2 separate regions of the Mus musculus genome follow, and region 2 is linked to region 1. A link is a loop called in an ENCODE intact Hi-C map of the cell type or tissue named here. Cell type or tissue: heart. All regions are shown on one strand. Each heading gives the region's core, and the rest is flanking DNA. Links, peaks and the distances in the headings are about the cores only.

Region 1 (7,920 bases), core at 1,580-6,579:
CCTGTGGGTGCCTATTGGGAGATTCAGACTGCCAAGCTCAGAGCAAAGCCATTTGCCCAAAGCTTCCCAGGATACCTTGTGTTAAATGTCCTCCCACCTCTCACCCGTTACATGCCCCTAAAACAGACTGTTGCCTAAAGAACTAGAACACAGATGCACATAGTCGTACACACCTGTGACCCCAGTACTCGGCAGGCAGAGCCAGGAGGACTGGGGGCTGAGGGTCAACATCAGCACATAGCAAGTTCTGGTCTCCGAGATCCTTAAACCAAACCAAAACCAATCATTAATGAACAAACAAACGGAGCTGGATGCATAGCTCAGTTGGTAGATGCTTGCTTGGTATGTGCAATATCCTGGATTCCACCTGCAGCACCACACGAATTTGTTCAGATTAGGTTATCCTTGCCTGCACACAGAGTCCAAAGCCAGCCAGGGCTACACAGGACTCTGTGTTAAGCAAGCAAGAAACCTACCAACCAACCAACCAAAAAAAAAAAAAAAAAAAAAAAACCAGAACAACCCTCCCCCCCCCAAAAAAAACAAACAAACCAAAAAACCCACTGGGCTAAAAATCTCAGAGAGGCTGAAGGTATTTCTCAGGAGAGGCAGCAATCAACAGGCTACTGTCACCAGCAGGATGGCCGGCTGTCCTGAGTGTGGAACTCTTTATGGGAGGAAACTGCATTAGTCCAGAAACAGACCACAGAGCCACCTGTTCCTACTGTTTGCTGAGTCCATCCCAACTCTTACCCTCAGTGTTTGCTCTGGGGTCTGGTTGAGGAGCAGAAACTAGGGTGACAGGCTATCATATCCGGTTAGAGTCTAGAGGGCCGAGGGCATGTGTTGGATCTCTGGAGCCCTGAAAGGGTCCTATAAGGAGAGGGAATGTGTTGCATTTCAGAGACTGTCACTCTCCTGAGACTCAAGTCTTCCCTGAGGATCCTGCAGGGTAAGAGGAAGGAAGGTTTTAGGCTTCTTGCTGGTACCGGGGAGCAGCTCCCTCCAGTGTTCTGCACATCATAGTCCTTTTTTGAAATGAGAATTCTGCTGATGAAAATGATCACTAAGCGGTTTAGAAGGTTCCAGACTATGACCCCTTCTCTCCTTCACCTAAGATTCTGCAGCAACTCAGCCACTTGGGCCATTCTCATAACCACCCACCCAGCACCACTCCCTGTTTCTCCCCAGCCATCTGCCTTACAGCCTCCGAACATGAGCCTGCAGAGCTCCTCCCCTTGGCAATGGAAGTCCTGGTGTCCCTGCCGGACACCTATCTTGTGATGTGACTGGCTATTGGCCCAGAGGGTGTCCTCTGTTATAGGCAGCCCCTCCCTTCCTGGGAGAGCCTCACCAAAGTAATGGAGGTAGGACACACGAGCTGGCCCATGGGCTCTGGGGACAGGGTCAACCTCAGGTTGGGACCAAGGGAATGTGACACCAACTGCTGCTGTCCCCATTGTCCTGGTCCTGCCTCCCCACCCCCTACCACACACACACTTTTTAGGGGACAAAGAGAAGGAAACATACTTATTTATTTGTTTAAAGAGAAGGAAAAAAAAAAGTCGAATGTGGTGGCTCATGCCTATAATAAGCCCAGCACTTCTGAAGCTGAGGCAGGAGGATTGCTGAGAGTTTAAGGGCAACTTGGGCTACAGAGTTAGACTCTGTTCCAAAAACCTGAAGAAAAAAAAAAAAAGGAAAGAAAAATGAGATAGAGAAAGAAAGAATTAATCATGAAGGGTTGGGGTAGGGATGGTTTTAGGACAGTGGTTTTCAACCTATGGGTCATGACCCCTTTGTGGGGTTGAATGACCCTTACATAAGGGTCACCTAAGACGTTTGGAAAACACAGATATTTGCATTACTATTCATAACAGTAGCAAAATTACAGCTATGAAATAGCAATGAAATAATTTTCAGTTGGGGGTCACTACAACGTGAGGACTGTAGGTATTAAAGGGCTGAAGCGTTAGAAAGGTTGAAAACTATTGTCTTAGGAAAGCTCAAGTTGAGGCCATTCTTCAAAGAGAAAGAAATAAAGAACAAAGGAAGGAGAGAAGGAGGAAGGGAGGGAGAAGAGAACAAAGGAACAAACAGGCTGAGGCTGTAGGTTAACTGGTAGAAAACATGCCCAGTGTGCAAAAGACCCTGGGTTCTACACACACACACACACACACACACACACACACACACCAGGAATGGTCATATTCCTATTATTCCAGCTCCAGAGGTAGAGGCAGGAGGATTAGAAGTTCAAGGTTGTCCTTCACTACACTGCAAGTTTGAGGCCACCCTGAGCTACACGAGGCCTCTCTCAAAGAGAGAGAGAGAGTGAGGGGAGAAGAGGTTTTAAGTATATCTCATATTTCATATCTTTTCTAGTAAGTGGACAGAAGTAACAAAAATAGAAGCAACCCAATTTTAAAAGTGCAAAGGACGTTGAGTAGAATGCCTCTAAAGGAGACACACAAGTGGCCAGTAAGCACACAAAAAGACACTCAACCTCATTAGTCATCGGGGAACTGCAACTCAAAACCACCGGGATGCATCACTTCACACCCACGGGGACGGCTATGACAATAACAATCATTTTTTTAAAACGAGAAAATAACAAGTGTTGTCGAGGATGTGGAGAGACCATGGGAGGTTGCTACAGAGGGTGTAAAATGGTGTAGCTGATGGGGGAAAGCGATTGCTCAAAAAAGATACAGAATTATCTAATTATACATGGTTCTTTTCCCAGATGTGTGTGTGTGTATACATCTACAGGCATGAAAGCAGAGGCCCAAATAAAATATAGACACAAATGTTCACAGCGGCATGTGTGCAAGAGTCAATGTGAGCAATGTGAGTGACTATAGGCAGACGAAGGCATAAATAATGGTGGTATATGCATGTGGCAGGATACTGTTACGTCATTGAAAGTAGTCCGGTTGGATGGGTGGGACGGCTCAGCAGGTCAGAGTTCTTGCTGCCTGATGACCTGAGTTTGATTCTGGGGACCACAATGGTGGAAGGAGAGAAATCACCCATTGAAGCTGTCGTCTGACCTCTGCATGGGAGCACATACAAATTAATAAATAAATTTAGTGATTAAAAAAGTAAAATACGGGCATAAGTAATAAGAAAGAGAAACCCCAGAAATACTATGCTACATGAAGCAAACCAGAAGGTCACATATTAGGTGAAATCTTTTATATGAAATATATAGACTAGATAAAATCATAGAGATAGAATGCAGATTGGTAGTTGCCAGGGCCTAGAGGGAAACACACACGCGCGCACACACACACACACACACACACACACACACACACACAAAACAACAAAAGAGTAGATGGCTTAGTTGCTAAGAGCAGTTGCTGCTCTTACAGAGGACTAGAGTTCAGCTGTACTTGGCTGCCTGTCACTTCTGTTCCAGAGGACAGATACCTTCTTCTGACTTCCATGGGAACCAGGCACACAGAAAGTGTACACAGACACACACACACACACACACACACACTAAAAACAAATACATCTTTAGAAAATTAATCATAATATCTACTGATATTTCTCTACTGGCAGAATGCTTGCTTACTTACCATATACAGAGCCCTGGAATTGAACCCCAGAGCTACATAAATCAAGTGTGGTACAGTATTCCTGTAATCTCAGCATTCCAGAGGAAAAAGTAAGAGAACTAAAAGCTCAGAGATTGTCTTGGTACCTAGTGAATTTGAAGATAGATAGATAGATAGATAGATAGATAGATAGATAGATAGATAGATAGATAGATAGATAGATAGGCAAATAGGCAGGCAGGCAGGCAGGCAGGCAGGCAGGCAGATAGGCAGGCAGGCAGGCAGGCAGGCAGGCAGGCAGATAGGGTGATTATAAGAGTGGTAGAGCAGCAAAAGCCCTGAGATGATTCTTATCATTAGAAGAAAGAAATAGAATAGTATGCTGAACCCTCTGTTTATTAATCTCATAGATTCAAAGCCCAATTTCAGTTTCATCATATATATGTATAAGTATATGTATGCATATATATGTGCATGTGTATGTATATATATATGTGCATATATGTGTATGTGTGTATATATACACACACATATATATATTCTAATCTGTTTATCCTTCTGTATTACTCTGAAGCAAACCTAGACATTATATAGTTCCATTTGTAGATATTTTAGTGTTTATCTCTGTAAGGAAGGGAATGTTTACCTGGCAGCCAGACACAGCTTGCCTCCAGCTTGTTTCCATTATGTCTATCCAGCACCGCATCATTGACTAATCACAAGCCCTAGTGCATATCTCTACAAGATTATATTCTTTAAAAAAATGTGTAGTGGTGGCACATGCCTTTAGTCCCAGAACTCAGGAGGCAGAGGCAGACACATCTCCATGGGTTTGAGGCCAGCCTAGTCTCCAGATTGAGTTCTAGGACAGCTAGGGCTACACAGAAAAACCCTGTCTCAAAAAAGCAAACCTAAACCAAACCAAACCAACAAAAAATCCCACCGTACTGTTATACCTTAAAACTTTAACAGTCCTGGAAGGTCATTTATTTTACTCATTTGGTGAAAAGAGTATGAATGGTTTCAAATTTAAAATTTTTATGTATAGGATTGTATGCAATGCTTGTAGATCCCAGAAGAGGGCATCAGATTCCCTAGAACTGGAATTGTAGAAGGTTGAGATCCACCATGTGGGGGCTGGAAACCGAACTTGAGTTCTGTGCAAGAGCAGCCAATTCTTTTAACCACTGATCTCTCTCTCCAGTCCCTTGGTTTCTTTTTCTTTTTCTTTTTCTTTTTTTTTAAGAGTCCACCTATTTCTTTTCTTTTTTCTTTTCTTTTCTTTTCTTTTCTTTTCTTTTCTTTTCTTTTCTTTTCTTTCCTTTTCTTTTCTTTTCTTTTCTTTTCCTTTCCTTTCCTTTCCTTCCTTTTCTTCTCTTCTCTTCTCTTCTCTTCTCTTCTCTTCTCTTCTCTTCTCTTCTCTTCTCTTCTCTTCTCTTCTCTTCTCTTCTCTCTCTCTCTCTCTCTCTCTCTCTCTCTCTTTCTTTCTTTTTTTTTTGAGACAGGGTTTTTCTGTGTAGCCCTGGCTGTCCTGGAACTCACTCTGTAGACCAAGCTGGCCTCGAACTCAGAAATCTGCCCGCCTCTGCCTCCCAAGTGTTGGGATTAAAGGCGTGTGCCACCACTGCCCGGCCCACCTATTTCTATAATGCTATCTTCTACCCCCAGTAAACTCACCCACAAGTAGTTGGGTAGAAATGGTTTTAAGTTCTTTAAAGTTTAATTATATAAAATCATGCAAATATAAATGCAGATGATCATTAATCTTCTTTTCTTTCCACACAAAAATAGCATGCTATTCACACTGTTCCACACTTATTTAACTTAATATCCACATGGGAACCTATCCGCATGAACACATAGATGTTCAAGTCTCTCCTATAACTGCTAAGTAGTCCAGTGCACAGATGTACAATCATTTGTTCAACTAGTTCCCAGTGACACATCTGTAGGTTCTATCTCTGATTCTGTCTGCCTCCCGCTCCTCTCTCTCAGTGTGTGTGTGTGTGTGTGTGTGTGTGTGTGTGTGTGGTTGTTGTGCTGGCTTTTTTTTTTTTTTTTTTTTTTTGAGTTGGAATCTCATATAGTCCACTCTGGTCTCCAATTCACCCTGTATCGAGGAATGACCTTGAACTCTGACCTCTATGTATTAAATAGGGTTATGGATGTGTAACACCATTCCTGACCACCTGACCTTTTTTTTTTTTTTTTAAATAGGGTCTCACTATCATCAAGCTGTGAACTTGTGATCTTCCTGCCTTCATTTCCTGAGTGCTAGGATGCATGTACCACCATGGCACTTGGCTAAGGGTTATTTTGGATGTCTTGCCATTGCTAGAAGAGCTGCAATGAGTAATTGCATACAGATGCCACATCATAGGTGTGCAACAATATTTATGAGGTAAGCTTCTGGGTGAGATTACTTAGAAGTGTGAACATCTGGTCACATACACCTATACACAACACCAGCATCCCAGTACACACGAGGCTGAGGCGGGAGGGTTATGAGGTTGAAGAAGCCTGAGGCTACATAGTAAGGTCTTGTGTGAGACCCTAAAATGCTGTGTAAAATGACTCTCTCTGGGTCTCTCTCTCTCTGGGTCTCTCTCTCTCTCTTTCTCATTTATCTGTCATTCATCTATCTCTGTGTGCACACTCCTCTGTGTTAATATCAGTGTATGTGTGCTATTATATGGAGCTCAGAGGTTAGGCTCAGGTGTTGGTCCTTGCCTTCAGCTTCATTTGAGACAGGGTCTCTGTTGCTCGTGATGCGTTTATCAGGCTTCTAGGAAATCTCTTGTCTCTGTTTCCCATCTTACCTTAGACGTGCTGGCATTACAGATGTGCAGTATGTCTTCTAGCTTCACACAGGTCCTGGACATTCAAACTCAGGTCTTCATTGACTGCAGGTCAAGCATTTTGCCCACTGAGCTGTCTCTCCAGCCTGCCTGCCTTTCTTTCTTTCTTTCTTTCTTTCTTTCTTTCTTTCTTTCTTTCTTTCTTTCTTTCTTTCTTTCTTTCTCTCTTTCTTTCTCTCTCTCTCTCCCTTTCTTTCTTCCTTTTCTTCCTTCCTCCCTTTCTTTCTTTCTTCTTTCTTTCTCTTTCTTTCTTTCTTTCTTTCTCTCCCTCTCTCTCCCTCTCTCTCTTTCTCTCTCCCTCTCTCTCTCTTTCTCTCTCTTCCCCTCCCTCCCTTTGTCCCTCCCTCTCTCTCTCTCTCTCTTTCTTTCTTCAATGCAGTTTCTGTAATATATATTACAATGAAACTTTTAAAAAGGAGAGTGAATTTCAAGTTCACCTTGTGAGTCGGCACCCAGGGGCCTTCCAGGAGGTGCTTGTCTAGAAGCAAACTGTGTGCTAGGTTCTGACAGCCCTCACTCTGGGAAGAGGCATGGGATGGAGGGTTCTATGCTGTTATAGGACTGAGTAAGTGGCATCTCAGGCTCTGCTGGGTGACCTTGAGAAACTTTGTCATCTCCTTGACTCTGTTTCTTCAATCTCCAAGAGGGCTCGCAGAGACCTTACAAAGTCTGCTATGACGTTGACAAGAACCCTTTGGGTGCAAGTGCAGCAGCATGTAATGCAAACTAGCCTCTGGCAGGTAACTCAGTGCATTCCCAGGGACTTAGACTGATGTGCAAATGGCTGATATAGCAGTCTTTCCAGAGAGACTGGGGGTGGGTGGAGAGAGATAAGGGGAGAAGCTTCCAGAGGTCTCGTTATAGCTCGATACTGCAGCGACCACACAAGGCAGATGCATTTCGCAGAACTCCATTTTACATTTATACAAATCTAGACTCTGTGAGAGCAAGTGACTCACCCAAGGTCATACAGCAAGCAGATGGCACAGGCAGGGTTTCAACCAAGGCATGACTCAAATGTCCTTGCCGACAGAACCTTGGATACCAGAAGAATGCTGGATGCCAAACTGGACAAAGATGTCGGGAGGGAAGACAAGTCAGAAACAGAGTCCCTATGTCATAGGGCTGAAGGAGCCACTGGGCAGTAGCGAAGATGTTTTGGCTTCCTGTGTCCAACCCCCTCTTCCCCAAACCTGGAAACCAATTTCTCTCCAAAGGAGAGGCATTGAGATTAACTTATGAAAAAAACAAACAAACAAAAAACCATGGGTCAATGAGATGGCTCAGAGGGTAAAGGTATTTGCTGCCAAAACTGATGAGCTGATTCACTCCTCAGAACCCACATGGTGGAAGGAGACAACCAACCCCTGCAAGTTGGTTGTCTCTGCAAGTCTTTGACTCCCTCATGCACATAGACTAACATTAATATGCAATTTAATTTTTTTTTTAATCATGGAGCTTGCCCACGTTAAGTTTGGAGTTATATCCATTCAACC
Region 2 (7,920 bases), core at 1,686-6,685, 610 kb before region 1:
CTAGAAGCTAAACACTTCCTAAAAGAACAGAAGTCTTGAGAGACACTTCAGTCAAGTTAGTCTTAACTATCAGGACTGTCGAGGAAGTGAGCATGGAATGTATGAGTACGTGTGACTTCAAACCAAATGTGCTCAGGAATGTGTGTGCCTTTGTATGTGGTGAGTTTTTCTAGCATGACTATGAATGTTTTCCTAATAAGATCCCCATGCCTCTTGTTCTTGGGAATTGCCTTTCTGCCAGTAATGAACCTTGCCATTTACAAACACCAGAACAGAACCTGGGAAGTCACCAGAGTGGAAAACACGCTGAGGCTCTTTCTGGACAAGAATCCTGAACTGTAAGGGTTCTCCTCACAGCATCTGTTGAAATCGTCTAATAAACACTCATAAATATGGGCTTACATGTTTAATGGATTTTTATATAGCTAGGACTAAATTAACACAAAGGGACCAAACTTTAATAACACCCATCTTTGCTTTGAAATCTATGCGGAGATGGGTTGGCTCTGCACTTTACACTAGACCAGAAGATCCCATGAAGTACTGACAGTACCTTTAGAAAAACAACTTCTATTTGTATATCATAACGTCTGAGATAGTATGAAAATGTTGACCATCTAGAACATGAAGTGAAAAATAAAAATATGTAAGTGTAAGTTCAAGCCATGATTTTCAAGGTCAAGCCCAGCTTTTCAAGGTCAAACCCATCCTCAGAGCCTTAAGGCTTGAATTCACCTAATACTAAATGCATTCATCTTTACCATGAGTGAAATCAATTGCTTTCTGGTGATACTACAGGCTAAATAAATTAATAATTTCCTTTTACCTCTTCACCTTTATATCATAGTATATCATTATTACACACACTATCTAGTATTCAATCCCAAATATTATAGCTAATTTGCTAACTGCAATTAATCTTTATGTTTTTTGTTGTCTTATCAACAAAAGAAGTAATGTATTTCATTATACAAAACTGAAAGGATAAAATGGGACAATAGATAAGATGGTTTACTCTGCTGAAAACATTTAATATCCACAAGGGCACAAAAACACCATCATGATTTTGTAAAATACAATTCTCAAACCATTTTAATTGCTTGCTGTATTTTTCTTTGTGACCCACATGCCATACATTATAACATAAAATTTTAATTGCTAAAAGACATGATTTTCTATCTAATTGATATTACTTTTTTAATCTTCTTTTTGTTGCTATCGTTTTTTTTAATAACTAGGTTTTATATTGTAGCCCAGGTTAGCCTCAAACTTGGAGACTATCCTCCTGTCTTAAAGACATCTCAATAGATTAACAAGAATCCTTGTCCTACATTTGAATCATCCTCTAAGAAGATGAAAAAGATCACAGACAACTCTGTGACCTACTGAAGGTATAGCTTCAAGCCCTGCTCCCATAGGAAAGGGCACATGTGACATCTCTGTTAGTGGCTATGGCACTTGTCCTATAAATTGCTTTGAGCCTGATGTCAAGTGTGGCCAGAGATTGCACTTTGATCCTGATCACTTAGATGACTCTAAAACAACAACAACAACAACAAAAAAAAAAAAAAAAAAAAAAAACTAAAACCCATGATGGGTGTTCCAATGACCATGTTATGGCTACAATGTAAAACCTAATTATAAAATTCTAGGGTCTCATTTCTTCCCTGGTCTATTAAAGTCATCTTTTTAAACTATGCTATTCTCTATATCCCCAATTGTTCTTACTGTCATTGCTACAGTTTGAAGACAGGTTTCTAATTATTTCTATTGCTGCTTAAAACTAGAACTAAGTAAGAGGTGATAAAAATGAAAACTACTATGAAGATAGAACCAAGACTTGAGCACAACTATCTCCTTATTATGCCGGCCGGGGGGATGGGTGGGAGGTAAGGACGCTCTCTGCTTGCTGCTTGGATGCTCTGTTAGATTACCAATAAAAGTTTGTCGAGGAGTCAATTAGTTCTAGTCATTTTAAGCTTAAGGATCCTATAAGTCAGAAAGTAAAAGCATCCTATATTCATAACTGAAGTAGAGAAGAAGCTAAGGGCTGGAGACTGCCATCCTAGTCCTTTATGTCTGAAACCATATTGGCAGGGGAAGGTCATGCACCTGACCTGGCTATGCCAAAGGCTGAAGGAGGAGGATCCGTTAAACCTACACATCGAGTACAGGCCTTGGCAAAATATCAAGATCCTATCTCAAAATAATGATAACTTCTGGATCCTGGTTGTCTAGTTAATGTTTCTATTGCTGCAACAAAACCCCATGACAGACGATAAATCAAGATAGAGTCACTTGTCACCAAGCTGAAACTAACCTGTCTATGTAACCTTTTGCAGAAATAAAGAACTAAAGAGATAACAGACAAATATCCCAGGATAATAAAATTCCTCTGCCTTAATCTTAGCACACAAACATTACTCTGGTGCTAAGCAATGATTTATTTTCCTACTGTTCTGTATTCCTGCCCATGCCTTACAGGGATAGAGTAACTATGAAAGGACCATTCTTCTTTTGTTTATTGCTTCTGCTTTTCCATCTCTTCTCTTCCTATACAACCAATGCTACGCTCAGAAAATCAGAATGCTTATTCTACCTTACAGGGTGAAATGTTGTCCTTTTTCTAGAATTGAAAATAAAGCCAATTAAGACATTTAGATGCAGTGGTTCATGCAAGTAGTCCTAATAATCAAGAGGATGGAGAGTTCAAAACCACACTGGGTTTCATACTAATAACCTGTCTTGAAACAAATCTAGCTAAATACACACACACACACACACACACACACACACACACACACACACACACCTAAGTATATAGAATATATTTATTTATGCACACATACATTTGTAATTTTTTTCTCTAAAACACAAAGATGAAAAACCTAAGATCCTGCATTTTGTAAAGCTGCCCCGTTTGTATGGATCTGTAACAATTCCAGAAGCTAGAGTAATTTGGTGACTTTCATAGATAACTCAGGAACAGCCTACCTGCAAGCTACTCATCAACTACTCCCTTCTTCCTCTGAAACCTCTAAGAAGAAATGCCTGCTCTGCCGTGAAGGCCCTTTGTCTGCCTGTCTGTCTGTTTGCCTGTGTCATCAATGTATCTTCTAATGAATCTCTTATAAGGACAATCTATTTCAGTGTCCCCCTTTAGCCTCCAAACTTTTGGTCAACAAGAGTGGATGCCCTGTGGGACCCTATTATCACAGAAAGCAGTGAAGATAGAAAATTAGAAGAAGAGGAGGAGGAGGAAGAGGAGAAGGAGGGGGAGGAGGAGAAGAAGGAGGAGGAGGGGATAGAGGGAGAATAAGAAAAAGAAGCAAGACAAGCAAAATGGGGAGATTTGGCAATGTTAACATTTTCCACCAGATACAGAAACTCTGGCGTGATCAGTGAGTGACTCTACTCAAAACAGGTTTTTGTTGTTTTGTATAATGGGACAAGGTGAGCTTACAAGGAGAGGACCTTATCAAAAACAAATTCTGTGCCAGTCACCCAACTTCTCCGCGGGTTCTAGATCTTTATATTCTCTGGACTGTATTTTCTCCCTCAGCTTAGACGATACATTTCCAAACACCTACTAAACCCTCAAAGGCTGAACAAACAACCAGGCTTCACAAGGTTCCCCAGAAAAAAACGAAAACATTTCAAGTTCTCCAAATTTTGTACCTTTTGTGGTTCTGAAATTATCAGCTATGTATCTAGTTTAAAACAGTGGGATCCAGAGGAAAAGCACCCCAACGACGCTGAGGGAGGTATCTCCCTCACCTGCAGCCTGTTGGGACGGAAAACTACAACTCCCATGAGGAAGTAGGGCCGCAGAATCCACAACTCCCAGCATCCTCCCGGAGGCCCAAAATGGTCAGGCGAGTAGTCGAAGCGAGACCATAAATGTCTGCGGAAGGTGTGGAGAAGCTTTCTCTCGAGATAGCAGCATCTGAGGAGGAATCTGTAGCCCCGACAGAACAACAAGATGTAGCGTGCGGCCTGGAGAACTTGCCTGTGAGCTTGTGGCCTTTGGGGGCGGAGCCCAGGCCTAAACCTTTCCAGGTAGAGGCAGGGCTAAGTGGCTGAAAGGGCTGGGGGTGGTGCCCTTTTCTTTGGGGGCGGAGCCAGAGGGCGGCGCTAGAGGGCTGTCCCTTTCCCCCGGGGGCGGGGCCAGTGCCCTTTATATGGGGGCGGAGCTAGAAAGCAGCTCACCGATCTTAGGGGCGGTGCTAAAGGGCCTGTCTATTTCCCTTCTCTCCCCAGGCGGGGCCAGCGCTGTTCTAGACTGGGTTGGAGGGATGTCCTGTAGCCCCACAGGGGCTGACTACAAGACTCCTCTTAATTCTCACCAAGGGGAGCCTGCACCCTTCCATGTTGGGGCGGAGATAGAGGCCTGCGGACAGCCTCCATGGAAGGAACCAGAGAGCTGCTTATATCTTGAGTAGTTGAGGCCAATGCCCATGTAGAGCCAGGTCTAAAGAGCTGGGGGGAGTAGGAAGCTGGGGGGGGGGGGGGTGAGTAGGAAGGGGATTGTTTCACACTTCGCTGCAGAGCAGAATTCCAGGGCTACTCACTGCCCCCGGGGGCGCTAGAGCTCTTTCCTAGAAGCCAAGAAAGAGAGACACATAGCTCCCCCACGTGGTAGTAATTGTCAAATTGGCTGTAACAACAGGCTTCTTCCCCCCCACACACACACACACACCCCACCCCACCCCCGATATTTTTATTTTTTTTTTATTAGCACACGGGGTATCTAGTTTAACTATGGCATTTTTAAAATGTTCATTAGCAAATGTTGATTATACATAATAATGAGTTTTGTGATGACATTTTTCCACATATGCACAGAAGGTGTTTTGATGATATGCACCACCACCCTCTCTGGTCCCTCACCCTCTCCCAGTAATCCTTCACCTTCCTGGCTAGTGCCCCTTTTATCTTTCATCTCGCTGTGGTGAGTGTGTGTGTGTGTGTGTGTGTGTGTGTGTGTGTGTAGGAGACAGAGAGCCAATGAGTTTCATCAAGGTTGTTTACTGGAACTGCAGTCTTCTTGACGTCTTACTATTATTTACTCTTTGAGAATCCCATACAATATGTTTGTCATCCTTTTTCCCTCCCCCAAATCCTCACAGATCCTTGCCCACCTCGCAATCTACCCAATTTCATGTTCTTTCTCTCTCGAGGGGGAAATAAGCTGTTGGTCTGAAAGAAAAGTTCTTAAATGGACAGAATTTAATATTTTTCTTTGAACCTGTAATAAGACCTTAACAAGGATTCTTACCTTATACTGTCTGTAAAATAGCAGTTCCCTAACATGTGTGTGGCAGAGGCGTGACTTTTCAGAAAGCTTTTTCCCCCTGTCTGGCTTGTACTCAGAACTTACTGAGGGATCAGAGAAAACCATCTCCATGTCTGGTCTCGGCTATCTGACATGTAAGAAAGGCTTGGTTATGAATCTCAGCCCCTGGAGTCAAACTTAGCTGAGGTCTCCGCCATGCTGAGAGATCTTGGACACACATAAATTAACTTCTTCAGATCCTCAGAAGCCCTAGAGTTTAAGTCATAGACCCTCTTCTCAGCTGCTTGGGAATTACTGTTCCTAGTGCTCTGTAGGAACTCAATAAATGGCTGCTACCTCAAAGCCCTACTCCACCCTTCAACCCCTCAGACCATGGCCTAAGTTGCTTATGGAATAGGGAAAGACCAAAGATGCTGGCAGAGGGGTGCCCCCTCGGATGTCAGACTTAAGAGTATGACTTCAGCATCTTACCTACTCCACAGAGTTTGTTGTTTTCGAAGTGAAAATAACTTTAAAATTGTATAGCTTTCCCCCATCCAGAATAAGAACAAATTAGGGCTGCTCTTTCTTCCTTCTAGGATTTTATGAGCAGAAAATGGGATAATACATTCTATAGCAGATTTCAAAAGGTGAAGCAGGATTTCAATGTGAGAAATAGCGCCCTCTCATCTATGACTCATAGCCAGCAACACACATCTGCATTTGCATTGACAGTTTATTAATAACACAAGTAGATAATACTCCATGTACCAATGAGCTCTTAAGGCTTGGTCAAGATCAAACATTCCAGGATGTCTGCGAAGACCACCTATTTTTTTTCTTTATTCATCAAATAGTCGAGTGACTATAATATACCAGGCACTGTATTAGACGAGGCCTAGAAGATGACATCATTTGATTGAAGAAGACAGCATCCAGTTGCTTTTTTTTTAAGCTAGAAGTATCTAACATGAAAGAAAAATATTGCTCCATTCTTAAGTAACTCCAATAAATACTCATTAAGAACTAAAAGTATGCCAAGTGATGAGTTGGAATACAGAGAATAAGAAAACATGCCCCCTGCCCTCAAAGCACTAACAGTGTGATGATCCTACACTCAATTTTAGCTCGTTGTGCTACTGAATAAAAGTGTGTGTGTGTGTGTGTGTGTGTGTGTGTGTGTGTGTGTGTTTCTTTGCCATCTTCTCTAAGGCCTATCTATAAAAACAGTTGGTCTAATGCAATCTCTTAATTTAGCCTACTTTATTTTATGTGCAAAAAAATAACTAAGAATAACTTAATTAGCTAGACACTTGCCTATAATCTCAACACTAGATGTGGAAACAGGAGAATCGTGAATGTAGGAGCCAAGCTAGTCTTCATAGCAAGACCCCGTCTCCAAAGCTAGTTCCTAAGAAAGTAATTCAATGACAAAGTGCTTTATGCTCAAGTTCCTGGGTTTGCTCTCCTGCAGCATCAAGAAGTTGAAAGATTCTCTATAAGTATCTTCTTTAAACTCCTTACAGTCATTAGTGTCCATAAACTCAGGGGATTTGATGTACTAATCATAGTTTCCAAATTAAGTCCTGGTCTATTTTTTAAGAGGAGGGAGAAGGGGAGAAGAAGAGCCACGTGATTGATTCTTAGGCCAACCATTGAGGGCATACATGAAAGTCTTGAGAATAAAACTATTGGAGAAGGATATTCCTGGGGTTGTAAAATGAGATACTAAACAAAGCAGAGGTCACTCAGCCAGGCAGTTTTACTTTGGCAAAAGGGTGCACAGTGGCCCACACTAGTCGAGCAATCACTCCAAGGTGGGAGTACAAGTAGCTAAGTCTCACTCCATTGGTGACAGTTCAACCTCACAATCTGACATGATTGGCTAGTTCCTAATGGGTGCTATAGCAGGGGAAGGCTGCTATGGAGAGTTCCAAGAATCTCTACCATCTCTACCAAGGTGTGGCAAAATGGACAAATTTACAAAAGTTTTACAATAGGGAGGAGTTTATAGAATATTGGCATTTTGGGAGGCTAGCTCTCTCTGATAGGAAAAAGAAAAAAAAAACTGCTTCTCAGAAAAGATAATCCACATGCTTAAAGACAAGCCTCAAAGTTGCCCAGACTGTCTAGTGGTACCAGTGATATAGGATGTGTGTGTGTGTTATGGATGTTAGGAATGCAATCTAGACTTAAACATGTGCTACACAGATGCTCCATCACTGACCTACATTCCCAGCTCATCTTCAGCTCATTTTTTTCCCCACTGAATTCCACATACATAAAAGGAATCTTACAAAAAGTCAAACTAGCATACTTGCTGCAAACCCTGGCTCACGGGCTCACACAACCATTAAGGCATGAAAAACTCAAGGCAAAAAATAATTTTATGTCTGCTTTGCTCTGGGGTGCCATATAAAGGGAAAAGGGCATACTGAAATGTTCAGATTAGAAGCCAGCATATCCTCACATCCTTGGAGTTGAAAGCCAAGGAGAAAATAAACTAATTGGTTTTCTTGAGCCAAGTCAGGTCTAATCATTTGTCAGGTCCCTCAGATCAACTGCAAAGGTTATTTTTAAGATCTCATTGGGCCTTGGTCAGAATTAGGTGGCTCCCAGTCTCCTAATAGCTGCTAGAAGCAAAA

Evidence for each region. A loop is a pair of places that touch in the nucleus more often than their neighbours do. Peaks named below come from ENCODE experiments on the same cell type or tissue, not always from the same donor. Only the 100,000 strongest peaks of a DNase experiment are listed, where the experiment ranks them.
Region 2: a loop joins it to region 1, with 2.1 times the contacts of the local background. A loop is called at or near these places in 1 of 42 quality-filtered maps.

What each region holds. Positions count from the first base shown.
Region 1 is chr6:108,669,743-108,677,662 of GRCm38, forward strand. No RefSeq gene overlaps it. Among named protein-coding and RNA genes, the nearest start is that of 0610040F04Rik, 13 kb to the left of the region's middle. In heart, for the core only: a CTCF peak has its summit at 4,639 (motif pointing right); no DNase peak of the experiment used is centred there.
Region 2 is chr6:108,061,181-108,069,100 of GRCm38, forward strand. It overlaps Setmar (SET domain without mariner transposase fusion), which reads left to right and starts at 3,865. Exons shown (of 2, transcript NM_178391.4): 1 at 3,865-4,059. The coding sequence starts at 3,901. In heart, for the core only: CTCF peaks have their summits at 4,092 and 4,597; a DNase peak (open chromatin) is centred at 4,091; H3K4me3 peaks cover 1,434 bases; H3K27ac peaks cover 864 bases.